3 separate regions of the Mus musculus genome follow, and regions 2 and 3 are each linked to region 1. A link is a loop called in an ENCODE intact Hi-C map of the cell type or tissue named here. Cell type or tissue: heart. All regions are shown on one strand. Each heading gives the region's core, and the rest is flanking DNA. Links, peaks and the distances in the headings are about the cores only.

Region 1 (4,400 bases), core at 218-4,217:
AGACTTGCCTGAAAGACACCGTGGAGGAAACATTTCCTCAGCTGAGCTTCCCTCTTCCTGATGACTGTCAAGTCTAACTTCGCAGATGCTGTCTGTATCAGGTTGACAAGAAACTAGCCAGAATAGATGTGACATGGTACTTGAGAAGTTAGGGTAGAGGAAGCTAAAGTTTTGAAGTCAGCATGTGCTTCATGGCTTGTTCTGTATCCAAGCCAACAACAAAATGAGGACAATAGTGCCAGCCCTTTCAACTATAGATATAACCAAAAGAGTCTAGAGCAAAGATTCTTGTGTAGGGTTGCCTGGCAAGACCTTGTATGTGCTCTTACCTGTAGGTGTAATGTTTTTGCACCCTGTGTAAAGTTTAGCCTTGTGTTATTTCAATCACTGTTTCCTCTATCCCACTATCTGGGTTTGATCCTGACATAGCTCTGCTCTGTTTATTCTTAGAAGCTCCTGTCTCAAGTTTCTGTAAACACTGCTCCTTATTCATTCTCTGCCTTGCCAATAAAAGCCAATGAGCCAATCCAGAGCTTTAGAGAGGATAAGGTGGGACTTCCTATTCTAGGAGGGGTGGGGAAAGAGACAGGAAGGGAAGGAGTGGAGCCATGAGGACAGGTCTTGGAACCTTAAGGAGAGAGAGGTGGATCAAGAAAGGGCAAAAATTGCAAGTAATGTGGAGATATTGTCTGGGAGGAATCCTGATGAACTTGCAGGTTTAGTATGGAGTAAGATTGCTCAGTATTCGCCTCAAGGGTTTTTTTGTTTTTGTTTTTTTGTTTTTTGGTTTTTCGTGACAGGATTTCTCTGTATAGCCCTACCTGTTCTGGAACTCACTTTGTAGACCAGACTGGCCTCGAACTCAGAAATCCACCTGCCTCTGCCTCCCAAGTGCTGGGATTAAAGGCATGTGCCACCACCGCCCGGCTGAAGGGTATTTTAATAAATTGTACTTCTCTGTGTGGTTGTTGAGGACTACAGAAGGTAAAGAAATACAGCTGCCGGATTCATGTTTTACTTAGATTTACATTAAAAAACAATTAATTTTACACTAACCCTGGCTCCAACTTCTATTCCATTTATGTTGGTATTTTTGGACATGGGCATCTTCACTCAACACGGCTGTACAAAGGAAGACTGGGGAGATATAACTGACCTGGAACACGTGAAGACGCTCCAAAGAGACACTGCACCCCTTCTGTCAGATACCGGGAAACGGAAGCAGAAACACCGGAAACAATTGGAATCCCTTTGGGAATTTTCTGCAGGCAGAGGGCCAAGGATGAAGCCTGGCACTGGCAGGAGGAGAAACTTGGCTCCCACAAAAGCCTCACAGAGTTCTGGTCACTGGTCAGATCACCTCACAGGAGACAATGGTGAAAAGGCTGTGGTGGCTCAGTGTGGGCCCAACCTCGCCTCAATCAGGACTGCTTAGTTTTGCACACTTCTTGCTTTCTATTGCAAAGGAACCCTCATTCGAGGACCCTAAGTTGGAGTGGGTTGACCTTGGACCTAATTATTTGTTCCTCTTCCCAAAGTGCTGACTTAAATTATATCTTCTTTTTCTGCTACTTTTTGTTTCTTTTATTTGTTTGATCTTAAAGAGTCTTTCTCTTATGTAGCTTGACTCTCTCGCAACTCATTATGTAGAACTCAAAGGTATCCAACTGTCTCAGCTTCCCGAGTATTGGAAAAAAGGCACTGACCACCATACCCAGGCTTTGTCTGCTTCTTACTTCTGTCTAACAGGTCCATGGGAAATGGGTGGCCACAGTGTAGGTTGTCCAGCTGCCAGGACCCAGGCTCTGACACTAACAACCCTTATAAAGGCTTGGCTGCCTGTATGCCCTCAGGTGGATGTCAGGGGGACTGCAGCTGAACTTTGAGCAGCTGGGGTGTCAGGACACAAGCATATTTGACTAGTGGCATCCTCCTTTAGAGCAGCCCCTACAGTGTCCCTGGGATGCTAACCCAGGCTCCCCTTGCTCCCCTGGGTAAAGAGGAGGACCCAGACAAGCTGGAGCTGCTGTCACAGTCCCACACTGTGTAAATGAACATGGTCTCTATGTCAACACAGTTTGGAAAGGGGCTGACATCCAGTGCCACACCGAAATACAAGGGACTTGGATGTCCTTGAACACGGGACAGACTTTTCCCTAGCATTTCTAGGTAAAGCTAAAGCTGTCTGGAAATGAGCATCTGAAGAACTCCCATTAATTACACTCTACAGCCTCTGTCCCAGAAAAGGACTCTGTCAGTTGGTTTGGCCGAATTGGCCCATGCTTCTGCAGGAGGTGGGATGGGGCACCTTTCACAGATGGTGGCCCCATGCACTGAAGAGAATCACATAACTGGAAAACTAAACTATCTGATGTTTTTTTTTTTTTTCACAGCCTATCAAGGGGACCCGCGATAGGAATGAAGCCCCTGCCCCTAATCCTGCTCTGTTGAAATCACTGCAGTAGCCACCCCCACTCCCATCTCTATCTGAAATGTCACTGAGATGCCAGCACACAGGTCCAGGAGGTTCTTCTTGTGCTCAATGGACAACCACCACCCTCTAGTGGCCACATGATGCAGCGTCATCTTCTCGGGAAGAGGTTCAGGGGCACCCAACCTGCTTATGTCAATTAACCTGTTGTTAAAGGTACATATTCCTCCTCACGTTATCCCTGGGAGAGAATTTGTGCAGTTTCTCAGGAGCACAATTTAGCAAACCTCAGTTAAAAAAAATGTTCTCCAGACAAAGCACTTCAGGTTCTATTAGTATAACCAGAGTAGGCTTGACAAGATCATTTCTTCTAGAACTTTCTACTGCCTATGACCAGGTGCATGGTGCTTCCCTCATGTTGAGGCTGTTGGTCTTTTGTTAGTGTCCCGCTACATCAATGCCTTCTAAGGCCAGGCTCTTAGAGGCCTTCTGTGGGGTCTCCACCACCCTGCTGTGGGGAAGCCAGACCACAGCTGTCCCAGTGGCCAGACAGCAGAGCATCCCTTGACAGGCCCGAATTAGGAAGACTTTGGGCCCTTGATACCTTATATGGTGGGTAGCCCCTCTCTGTCCTGGGATAGAGTTCCACCAATCTCCAATGAGCTGTCACTGATATTGCACAGTTGTATCTAGAAGAGGTGTGGCTATTATCTGAGGTTGCTAATACTTGATGGTTTTGATACAATAATTTAATTAAGGGATCAGAAATTAATGATACTCACTACCAGGTTGTGTCCTACAACCCAGCTGGAAACTTTCTACTGGGAAGCACTGGACACCAATATGGTTTCTACAATGGGCTACTCTGACCAGCAAAAAACCCGAACTGGTCCTGAGTGATGGCTCAGCTGTTAAGGGCACTGGCTGCTCTTGCAGAGGACCTGGGTTCATTTCCCTGCACCCACAAGGTGGCTCACAACCATGCAGAACCAGGGGACAGGAGATCCGGTGCACTCTTCTGGCTTCCGTGCACACAGCACACATGCAGTCATAGAAACACATGCACTCATCCATGTAAAATGATAAGACTTTTTCAAAGAATCAAAACACTTTCAACTATGTAAAAGTTCATGTGCATGGTAGTGTGGGACAGGAGGCCATTGTCATAAATACTTATTTGCACTTGGCAGGCCTCCCATACATCCTTCTACCCCCATTGACCCCTATTGATCCTGTGTCCTTCCCAAGAGAGATTCAAGCTGTGTATACCAATATGATTTTTTTTGATATTTCTTAAAATCTAGGAACTAAAAACACCTCTCTTTTTTTCATCCCCCTTCATCTGTTTTGGCATAGACAGATTACGTTTCCCATTTTTTCTTCAACAGTAAAAATTGACCTATGAATTTATTTTATAGTACTCATTAAAGAAGTAGGATATGGAAACTCTTCCAAAGTCTTAATGTTTGTGCATAGTTTTTCCTCAGGGTAGGCAATGTTATAGTGAGCAGCACGGAACAGCCTGCAAACCAGAACCCAGTCAGTCATTGTCTGGGGAACACAGAAGAATCACACTGAGGCCTGTGGAAGCCCAAATGGGAAAACACTAGAACACATGGAAAAGCAGAGGAGCCCCGCCCACTCCCCTAAGAGAAAGGCACAATTAAAGATGCTCACATACACTTTGCTAAAGTTCGTTATCCCCACACTAACCTCCATAATAACCCTAATGCTCACCTAGGAGGGGCCTTTCTACACTGATATGCTCCTGGCCATGTGTAAAAGCATGCTCTCTGTGCCACTGGGCCTGGGCTTGTGTGTATGTGTGTTTGGGTGTGTATGTATGCATATGCTTTTGTGTACATGTGTGTGAATGGCACAAGTTCCTATGTTTGCCTTATCCTCAGGTAACTCTATTAGGAGGTTTGCCAGGTCTAGGGCACGTGTGATCATATACAAAGGATGACAT
Region 2 (4,400 bases), core at 256-4,255, 120 kb before region 1:
TTATTAGGCTCACTGTTTCAGGATGCCATCTCACAGTGGAAAAGGCATGAAGGCAGGAGCTCCTGGCCATGTTCTCTGAAGTGTGAGGTGGTCAGTTACATGGTGTTGGAAGATGAACACTCAGGCCTGAAGCAGAGCCAACTACCCTTAATGCTTGCTCCCCAGTGACCCATGATCACTCTCTAGGTCCCACACGCTAAAGGTTCCATTAACAGCACCAATGCAGAACCCCCAGCTAGCAAGCAAGTGTAGAGCACCTGGGACTCCTGGAGACATTTCACTTAGAATTTCACTGGAATCTTTCAGTAGCTGACATTAAGACTGTCCTCCAAAGTCTCTTTTCGCTGGTGAGGAGAAAGAATTTCAGGGTTATATATAGTGCCTGTCATTGCTATACATGGAAAAGCGAAGCAGGTATGAGGAAGACAACTGCTGGTGTATGCGGGCAGGGCACAGAACTATCACTGAACTGGGCAGCCAAGAGCAGGTGCGACAAGGCAATGCTCTGCAGCCCTAAGAATTACAGGGTGCAGTGGAGCTGGACGACCAGAAGACAGATTTCCTCCAAGGGGCCGGATCATGCGGGTACTTGTCTGGGACACAAAGGTCTTTGCTTTTACCGACACATGCTGGAGAGACATGAGAAGGTGGACATGGGCTTAGCACTGAAAGGTTCATGTGGTCTGTTTTGTTAAGAGGAACATGGGAGGTGAGGAGGTAGCCTGTTGGTTAGTGGAGCAACAATCTATTAACACCATGGTCACAAGGGACATGTAAACCTTCAGGGTAGTATTGATGCTGAGGGAGGTTGGTCGGTAACTATGATGCATTTAATGTAATTTCTGTGTGCATGTGTGTGAGCGTGTAAGTGTGTGTATGTATTGCAAGTGTATCATTCAGATTAACTTTATCAGGAATCAAATTCAATCTTAGGACCAGAGGCATCTTTGTTCACACCCTGCCTTTACCACTTTTACAATACAGTTGCCGCTTTTCTAGTTTATTCTCACTATATTGCCCGCTGCTTAGGAGAACAGCTGGCCTTGGGGGAGATCCAAACTTCAAATTCCAAATACGAGTTTTATTGAATGCTATTTTAAAGCTAGACTATAGACCATTTTAAAGAGCGCCAACAAGACATATATCTGAAACAGACCTAAGACATTTGAGAAAAGATTGTGCTGGACTTTGTCTGGCCCTCTAGCAGCAACTCTGGGGCACGGTTGAATCTGAAGGAGGTAGAGAGTAGAGACCAGTCTGAGATCGCTGCACTCAGCACAGACAACCTGTAGCAATGGTAGGACAAGCGGGTCTGGACTGGAACCCTTGGGATCAGCAGCCTAACAAAGTTACAACCTGGCCGACATTATCTGGGAGTAGCATGGATACACATATAAGAGGCCCTGCTCTCAAGAAGCTCCCATTTTATGGGAAACAAACAGGCCTGGCCAGTCAGGTAATAACTGCCATGCAGTAAGAGGTACAGAATAAAGAAAGCTGGCAGGTAGGTCATAGGGGTCTTCTCTGTAGCACACATAACTCCATAAAGGAACCCAAAACTCAGAAAGCAAGCAGGCTAGATATGTCAGTCACATCTTATCATGAGATTAGACAGGCCCGATCAGGATGATAGCGACATTTAGGAGAAGTGAGCAAACAGGCCCCGGGCATTAATAGCAGCTTGTTATAATGGGGTTTTGGTTCTGAACTCCCAGGGCAGGAAAATGGGCTGTCCATACAGCAAGCCCCTCCCTCATGTCACTGAATTCTGCTGGTGGCTCGCTCGCTGTGGAGGTGAGTGGCCCTGGAGCAGTCTTTCTTCTTTAAGACAGGTTTATTTTTACGAGTGTTTTGCCTGAGTGTGCATGATAGGCCACATGTATGCAGTACCCATGAAGGCCTGAAGGGGGCATCTGGGGCTGCAGTTAAGATGCCTGTGATCTGGCCTATGGTCCTCTGGAAGAGCAGTGATCTTAAGTGCTGAGCCATCTCTCCAGCCCCACAGAATGGTCTTTCCTAACATATTTCTCAGGCTCACGTCTCAGGACTGGGGGAGTTCGTTGGAAAGGAGCCACATTTCCATATCCACCCAAGTCCTACTGAGTCAATCTCTGGAACTAGCTGGCGAAGGGGGAATGTGTAGGTGGCCCTCACAGCCACTGGGCTTCTAAGCCACTCAGTATAGGAGAAAAACACCAGAAGACAACGTGTAAGGGTCATAAGAAACACCGTGAGAGCTAAGGTTGACAGAAACCAAACACAACCACTCAATTCAGAGGGTTAAGGAGGGACCTGTGTGATCAAAGGCATGCAGTATGGGTGTGAACAGGGGTGAGAAGACTTGGAAATGCCACTCCCAGCAACCCCCCTTTCTCTTCTGGTCAGGCCTACCAGTACTGATTCCTCAGCTCGTGGACTGCGCTAGATTGTTTTTAAAGGGATGGCTTCAGATTTTGAGAAAATATCTGTTAGCTCTAAAAAGGAGGAACCAAGGGTAACGGAGTGGAACTACCATTACCAGAACTAGCCGACTATAAAGCTACCTGTCCCCTGTGCTACAGACCTAGACAGCTGACCAGAGTGCACACCTCAGCCTAAGCCATCAGTTGTCACCAATAAGTCACTGGGAAGAGTTATACAGAGGCATGTTTTAAAATACAACAAAAGACCCTTGGTGAATTTGAAAAATATAGTTGACACCATACATTGATTTATGAAAAATAAATTTATTACATAACACCTTGTTTTTAACAATGTTCAATTTTTTTTTATTCAGAATACTTGTGTCATTCATGTAAAATAGTTTGATACAGTACGTTGTATGTTATAGCTTTTTATTTTCCCCTCAAAAGTTCTAAGGCTCTCCTACTCCCTCTCCTTTGCTGAAGTAAGGGCACCCTAAAAATGTGCGAACAACCTTTTAAAAAGAAAGTTAACTGAACAAAATTGTAATAGCACTACACTAGGCAGCTTCAAATCAGGACAGAAGAGTGCGGACTGACGCCGTGCCTCGCAGAGGTCACCGTGCCTCGAGGAGGTCACCGTGCCTCACGGAGGTCGCCACTCATGCTTTTGTATTCAGAAAGCATGCTCACAAATCAGCAACACCAACGAGGAAAAGAAAACCCTGTCTGCAACACTCATTTCAGTTTGCTGAACCAACAGGCTTCTATCAATGACAACATATTTAATTACTATCAAATAGCAGCTTTAAGACCAGTCAAGTCGTCATAGGTTGAAAATAAAAACAAACCTCTAAGTTGGAAATTAATCTTTGGGAGCTCTGAAACCTGTCAGTAGAAACTATGTGGTTCTTTTGTACTTTCAAAACAATCCAAGCAATATTCTTGGTCATAAAACACTGATTTATGTAGAAGATGAATCAACCCACTGATAAGACACTAAAAAGAAAGGTGTACCAAAATAATCTTTAAATCTTGGTTATTTTGTTAACATAATCTGTGTTTCAAGTACCAGTTAAACCTTGCGTCTGTGTGTACTATTGGTCAGATCACGCTGTTACACTCAAAGTCACCACACACGAGGACAAATGCTCGCCCTAGCACATTTCACAGCTTCAACTGCTACAGACTGTCACTGAAAACTATGCTTGGTCAGTCTGAACCATGTCAAGTAAACTATGGAAGTAGCAAACCCACAACACAACTGTGCTAGCACTTTCATTTCAAGTCTAACTCCAAACTTAGGTACAACCTGGAAGCTACCACCCCAATCTGTGACAACTGGTGGAACTCGGCTACTGGACATTGTGAAGATGTGGTTGTACAGTACATTCGCATGGCCCACACCAGGTTCCCGCGAGTGCCGCAGCCAGTCCTGCAGCATGAGCAACAGTGCACTGACAGACTCCAGCACAGCTCAGTACCGATGTGTCTGATGTGAGTACTGTGGAGGCTGCTGGGAGGTAGCTGAGTATCCCATGCTGCTCTGGGGCTGTGATGTGCTTGGTCCAGGGTTGGGATAAGCAGCATGTGGATTGGAACGCTGGAAAGAAGACGAGGGAAAAGCGTGATTCAGGGACTTCTCGAGGTAGCTTGGCCCCACGCCATCAAGGCTGATAGGGAAGGGAATCTTGTTTCAAAGAAGCAAAGATGTATAAGTTTCTGTAAGGCACTAGCTTTAGAATTAAAATATAAAAACACTGGCTAAGCAGCAGCAAACCCCTCAGCTGGCCCATACAAAGCAAAACAGAGCAAAAACAAACAAAGCTCCCAACTCTTCCCACATCAGCTTCTCTCCAGGAAGGTAAGAATTGGGACACCATGTGGGCAATTCTGATCATATCTTGCGACATGAGCATGAGGCACTCAGTGTGTATATCCAGAGTATATAAAAGCTCGTAGGCGGACTGCAGAGATGGCTCAGCGGTTAAGAACACT
Region 3 (4,400 bases), core at 256-4,255, 290 kb before region 1:
GGTAACCAGCATTCCATAACCTGAGTTCCATCTGGAATGTTAAGCAAGTAAGGTCACTTCCTGAGGTCCTCCAGCCTGAGCCCCTCCTCATATGCTCTATCTAGTGGTTACCAGTACTGACCCTTGCTGTCCCTCTCTCTTCCATGTGCACAATGGGACACAGTGGCATCCATAAGCTCAGGCCTCTACACTGGGAAGCCTGGCTTCAGGGAGACCCTCAGTTGTGAGAAAGTGGGCAGAAGTTTCCAAACCATCCCCTCTGTACCACAAGCATCCCAGGAAGAAGCAGTTTCCTCTTAGGGTCTTCTCTCTGTCCTGACCTGCTCCCTGCAGATCATTCTAGCATGGGTTTTCTAGTATGTCATCCTATGTATATGATCACAGGTGCCCTAGACCTGGCAAACCTCCTGATAGAGTTGCCTGAGGAAAAGGCAAACATAGGCACTTGTGCCATTCACACACATGTACACAAAAGCATATGCATACACACACACCCAAACACACATACACACAAGCCCAGGCCCGGGGTCACAGAGAGCATGCATTTACACATGGCCAGGAGCATGTCAGTGTAGAGAGGCCCCTCCTAGGTGAGCATTATGGTTATTATGGAGGTGAGTGTGGGTATAACAAACTTTAGCAAAGTGTATGTGGTCACCTTTAATTGTGCCTTTCTCTTAGGGGAGTGGGCAGGGCTCCTCTGCTTTTCCATGTGTTCTAGTGTTTTCCCATTTGGGCTTCCACCGGCCTCAGTGTGCTTCTTCTGTGTTCCCCAGACGATGGCTGACTGGGTTCTGGTTTGCAGAGTGTCCCATGCTGCTCACTATAGCATTCCCTACCCTGAGGAAAAACTATGCACAAACATTAAGACTTTGGAAAAGTTTCCATATCCTACTTCTTTAATGAGTACTATAAAATAAATTCATAGGTCAATTTTTATTGTTGAAGAAAAGTGGGAAACATAATCTGTCCATGCAAAAACAGATGAAGGAGGAAGGAAAAAAGAGAGGTGCTTGTAGTTCCTAGATTTTAAGAAATATCAAAAAACTCATATGGGTATACAGCATGAATCTCTCTTGGGAAGGACACAGGATCAATGGAGTTCAATGGGGGTAGAAGGATGGATGGGAGGCCTGCCAAATGCAAATAAGTATTTATATGACAATGGCCTCCTGTCCCACATTACCATACACATGAACTTTTACATAGTTGAAAATGTTTTGTTTCTTTGAAAAAGTCTTATCCTTTTACGTGGATGAGTGCATGTGTTTCTACGACTGCATGTGTGCTGTGTGCCCGGAAGCGAGAACAGTGCACTGGATCTCCTGTCCCCTGGTTCTGCATGGTTGTGAGCCACCTTGTGGGTGCAGGGAAATGAACCCAGGTCCTCTGCCAGAGCAGCCAGTGCCCTAAACAGCTGAGCCATCACTCAGGTCCATTTTGGCTTTTTGTTGGTCAGAGCAGCCCCTTGTAAAGCACAATGGTGTCCAGTGCTTCCCAGTAGAAAGTTTCCAGCTGGGTTGTAGGACACAACCTGGTAGTGAGTATCATTAATTTCTGATCCCTTAATTAAGTATTATATAAAAACCATTAAATGTTAGCCACCTAGGGTAATAGCCACACCCATTCGAGCTACAACTGTGCAATTTCCATGACAGTTCAATGGAGATTGGTGGAACTCTATCCCAGGACACAGAGGGGCTACCCACCATATGAGGTGTCAAGGGCCCAAAGTCTTCCTAATTCGGGCCTGTCAGGGGATGCTCTGCTCTCTGGCCACTGGGACAGCTTTGGTCTGGCTTCCCCACAGCAGGGTGGTGGAGACCTACTGAAGGCCTCTAAGAGCCTGGCCTTAGAAGCCATTGATGAGGCGGGACACTAACAAAAGACCAACAGCCTCAACATAAGGGAAGCACCATGCACCTGCTCATAGATAGCAGAAAGTTCTAGAAGAAATGATCTGGTCAAGCCTACTCTGGTTATACTAATAGAACCTGAATTCCTTTCTCTGGAGAACATTTTTATCAACTGAGGTTTGCTAAATTGTGCTGAAGAGAAACTGCACAAATTCTCTCCCAGGGATAACGTGAGGAGGAATATGTACCTTTAACAACAGGTTAATTGACATAGCAGGTTGGGTGCCCCTGAACCTCTTCCCTAGGAGATGATGCTGCATCGTGTAGCCACTAGAGGGCGGTGGTTGTCCATTGAGCACAAGGAGAACCTCCTGGACCTGTGTGCTGGCATCTCAGTGACATTTCAGATAGAGATGGGAGTGGGGGTGGCTACTGCAGTTATCTCAACAGAGCAGAATTGGGGGCAGGAGCTTCATTTCTATCCCGGGTCCCCTTGATAGGCTGTGAAAAAACCACCAGATAGTTTAGCTTTCCAGTTTTGTGATTCTCTTCAGAGCAAGGGGCCACCATCTGTGAAAGGTGCCCCATCCCACCTCCTGCAGAAGCATGGGCCAAGTCAGCCAAACCAACTGACAGAGTCCTTTTCTGGGGCAGAGGCTGTAGAGTGTAATTAATGGGAGTTCTTCAGAGGCTCATTTCCAGACAGCTTTAGCTTTACCTAGAAATGCTAGGAAAAGGTTTGTCCCATGTACAAGGACACCCAAGTCCCTTGTATATTCTGGGTGGGCCTGGATGTCACCCCTTTCCAAACTGTTTTGACATAGAGACCATGTTCACTTACACAGTGTGGGACTGTGACAGCAGCTCCATCTTGTCTGGCTCCTCCTCTTTACCCAGGGGAGCCTGGGTGAGCATCGCAGGGACAGTGTAGGGGCTGCTCTGATACAGGTCGCCACCAGCCAAATATGCTTGTGTCTGACACCCCAGCTTCTGAAAGTTCAGCACCAGTCCCTCTGATATCCACCTGAGGGTATATAGGCAAGCAAGCCTTTAAGGATTATTAGTGTCATAGCCGGAGTCCTGGCAGCCAGACAACACAGATTTTGGCCACCCATTTCCCATGGACCTGTTAGACAGAAGGGAGAAGTAGAGAAAGCCTGGGTACTGTGATGAGTGCCTCTTGCCCAGGACTCAGGAAGATGACACAGTTGGATACCTGTGAGTTTTACACAATGAAATCTGGGAAAGTCAGGCTACATAAGGGAAAGGCTCTCTCAAGATCCAGCTAAAACAAACAAACAAACAAAAAGTAACAGAGAAAAAAGATATAATTCAAGTCAGGACACTGGAAAGAGGAACAAATAATGGGGTGCAAAGCCACCCCACCCCAACTTAGGGTCCTCGAATGAGTGTTCCTTTGCAATAGAAAGCAAGAAGTGTGCAAAACTAAGCTGTCTGATTGATGGGATGTTGGGCTCACACTGAGCAACCCAGCCTCTGCACCTGTGCATTGTGTGAGGTGATCTGAGCAGTGATCAGAACTCTGTGAGGCTTTTGTGGGAGCCAAGTTTCTCCTACTGCCAGTGCCAGGCTTCATCCTCAGCCCTCTGTCTGCAGAAAATTCCAGAAGGGATTCCAATTGTTTCAGGTGTGTTCGCTTCTCTTTCCTGGTATCTGACAGAAGGGGTGCAGTGTCTTCACATTTTCCAGGTCAGTTATATTTCCCCAGTCTTTCTTTGTACAGCTAATTGAACTAAGATGCCCATGTCCACATCTAACAACATAAATAGAATAGAAGTGGGAGATAGGGCTAGTGTAAAATTAATTAATTTTTTTTCCATTTTTTATTAGGTATTTAACTCATTTACATTTCCAATGCTATACCAAAAGTCCCTCATATCCACCCACCCCCACTCCCCTGCCCACCCACTCCCCCTTTTTGGCCCTGGTATTCCCCTGTACTGGGGCATGTGTGCTGTGTGCACGGAAGCCAGAAGAGTGCACTGGATCTTCTGTCCCCTGGTTCTGCATGGTTGTGAGCCACCTTGTGGGTGCAGGGAAATGAACCCAGGTTCTCTGCAAGAGCAGCCAGTGTCCCTAACAGCTGAGCCATCACTCAGGAACATTTTGCTTTTTTGCTGGTCAGAGTAACCCATTGTAAAGCACAATGGTGTCCAGCCTTCCCAGTAGGAAGTTTCTAGGTATTTTGTAGGACACAACCTGGTAGTATCATTAATTTCTGATCCCTTAATTAAATTATTATATCAAAACCATTAAATATTAGCCACCTCTAGTAAATCTAGCTACAACTGTGCAATATCAGTGACAGCTCATTGGAGATTGTTGAAATTCTATCCCAGGACAGAGAGGGGCTACCCACCATATGAGGTTTCAAGGGCTCAACGTCTTCCTAACTCAGGCATGTCAAGGGATGCTATGCTGTCTGGCCATTGGGACAGCTGTGGTCTGGCTTCCCCACAGCAGGGTGGTGGAGACCCCACAGAAGGCCTCTAAGAGCCTGGCCTTAGAAGGCATTGATGTAGG

What was found. A loop is a pair of places that touch in the nucleus more often than their neighbours do. Peaks named below come from ENCODE experiments on the same cell type or tissue, not always from the same donor. Only the 100,000 strongest peaks of a DNase experiment are listed, where the experiment ranks them.
Region 2: it touches region 1 in a loop (8-fold over the local background); 23 of 42 quality-filtered maps call a loop at or near these places.
Region 3: a loop joins it to region 1, with 2.5 times the contacts of the local background. A loop is called at or near these places in 19 of 42 quality-filtered maps.

What each region holds. Positions count from the first base shown.
Region 1 is chr5:146,185,789-146,190,188 of GRCm38, reverse strand. It overlaps a transcript of 1700001J03Rik not described here. Among named protein-coding and RNA genes, the nearest start is that of 1700001J03Rik, 2.7 kb to the right of the region's middle. In heart, for the core only: a CTCF peak has its summit at 2,567 (motif pointing left); a DNase peak (open chromatin) is centred at 2,558.
Region 2 is chr5:146,301,181-146,305,580 of GRCm38, reverse strand. Cdk8 (cyclin-dependent kinase 8) reads right to left here. Exons shown (of 13, transcript NM_153599.4): 13 at 2,707-4,005. The coding sequence ends at 3,880. Among named protein-coding and RNA genes, the nearest start is that of Gm52832, 3.0 kb to the left of the region's middle. In heart, for the core only: a CTCF peak has its summit at 1,896 (motif pointing right); a DNase peak (open chromatin) is centred at 1,890.
Region 3 is chr5:146,477,529-146,481,928 of GRCm38, reverse strand. No RefSeq gene overlaps it. Among named protein-coding and RNA genes, the nearest start is that of Gm6408, 2.2 kb to the left of the region's middle. In heart, for the core only: a CTCF peak has its summit at 2,162 (motif pointing right); no DNase peak of the experiment used is centred there.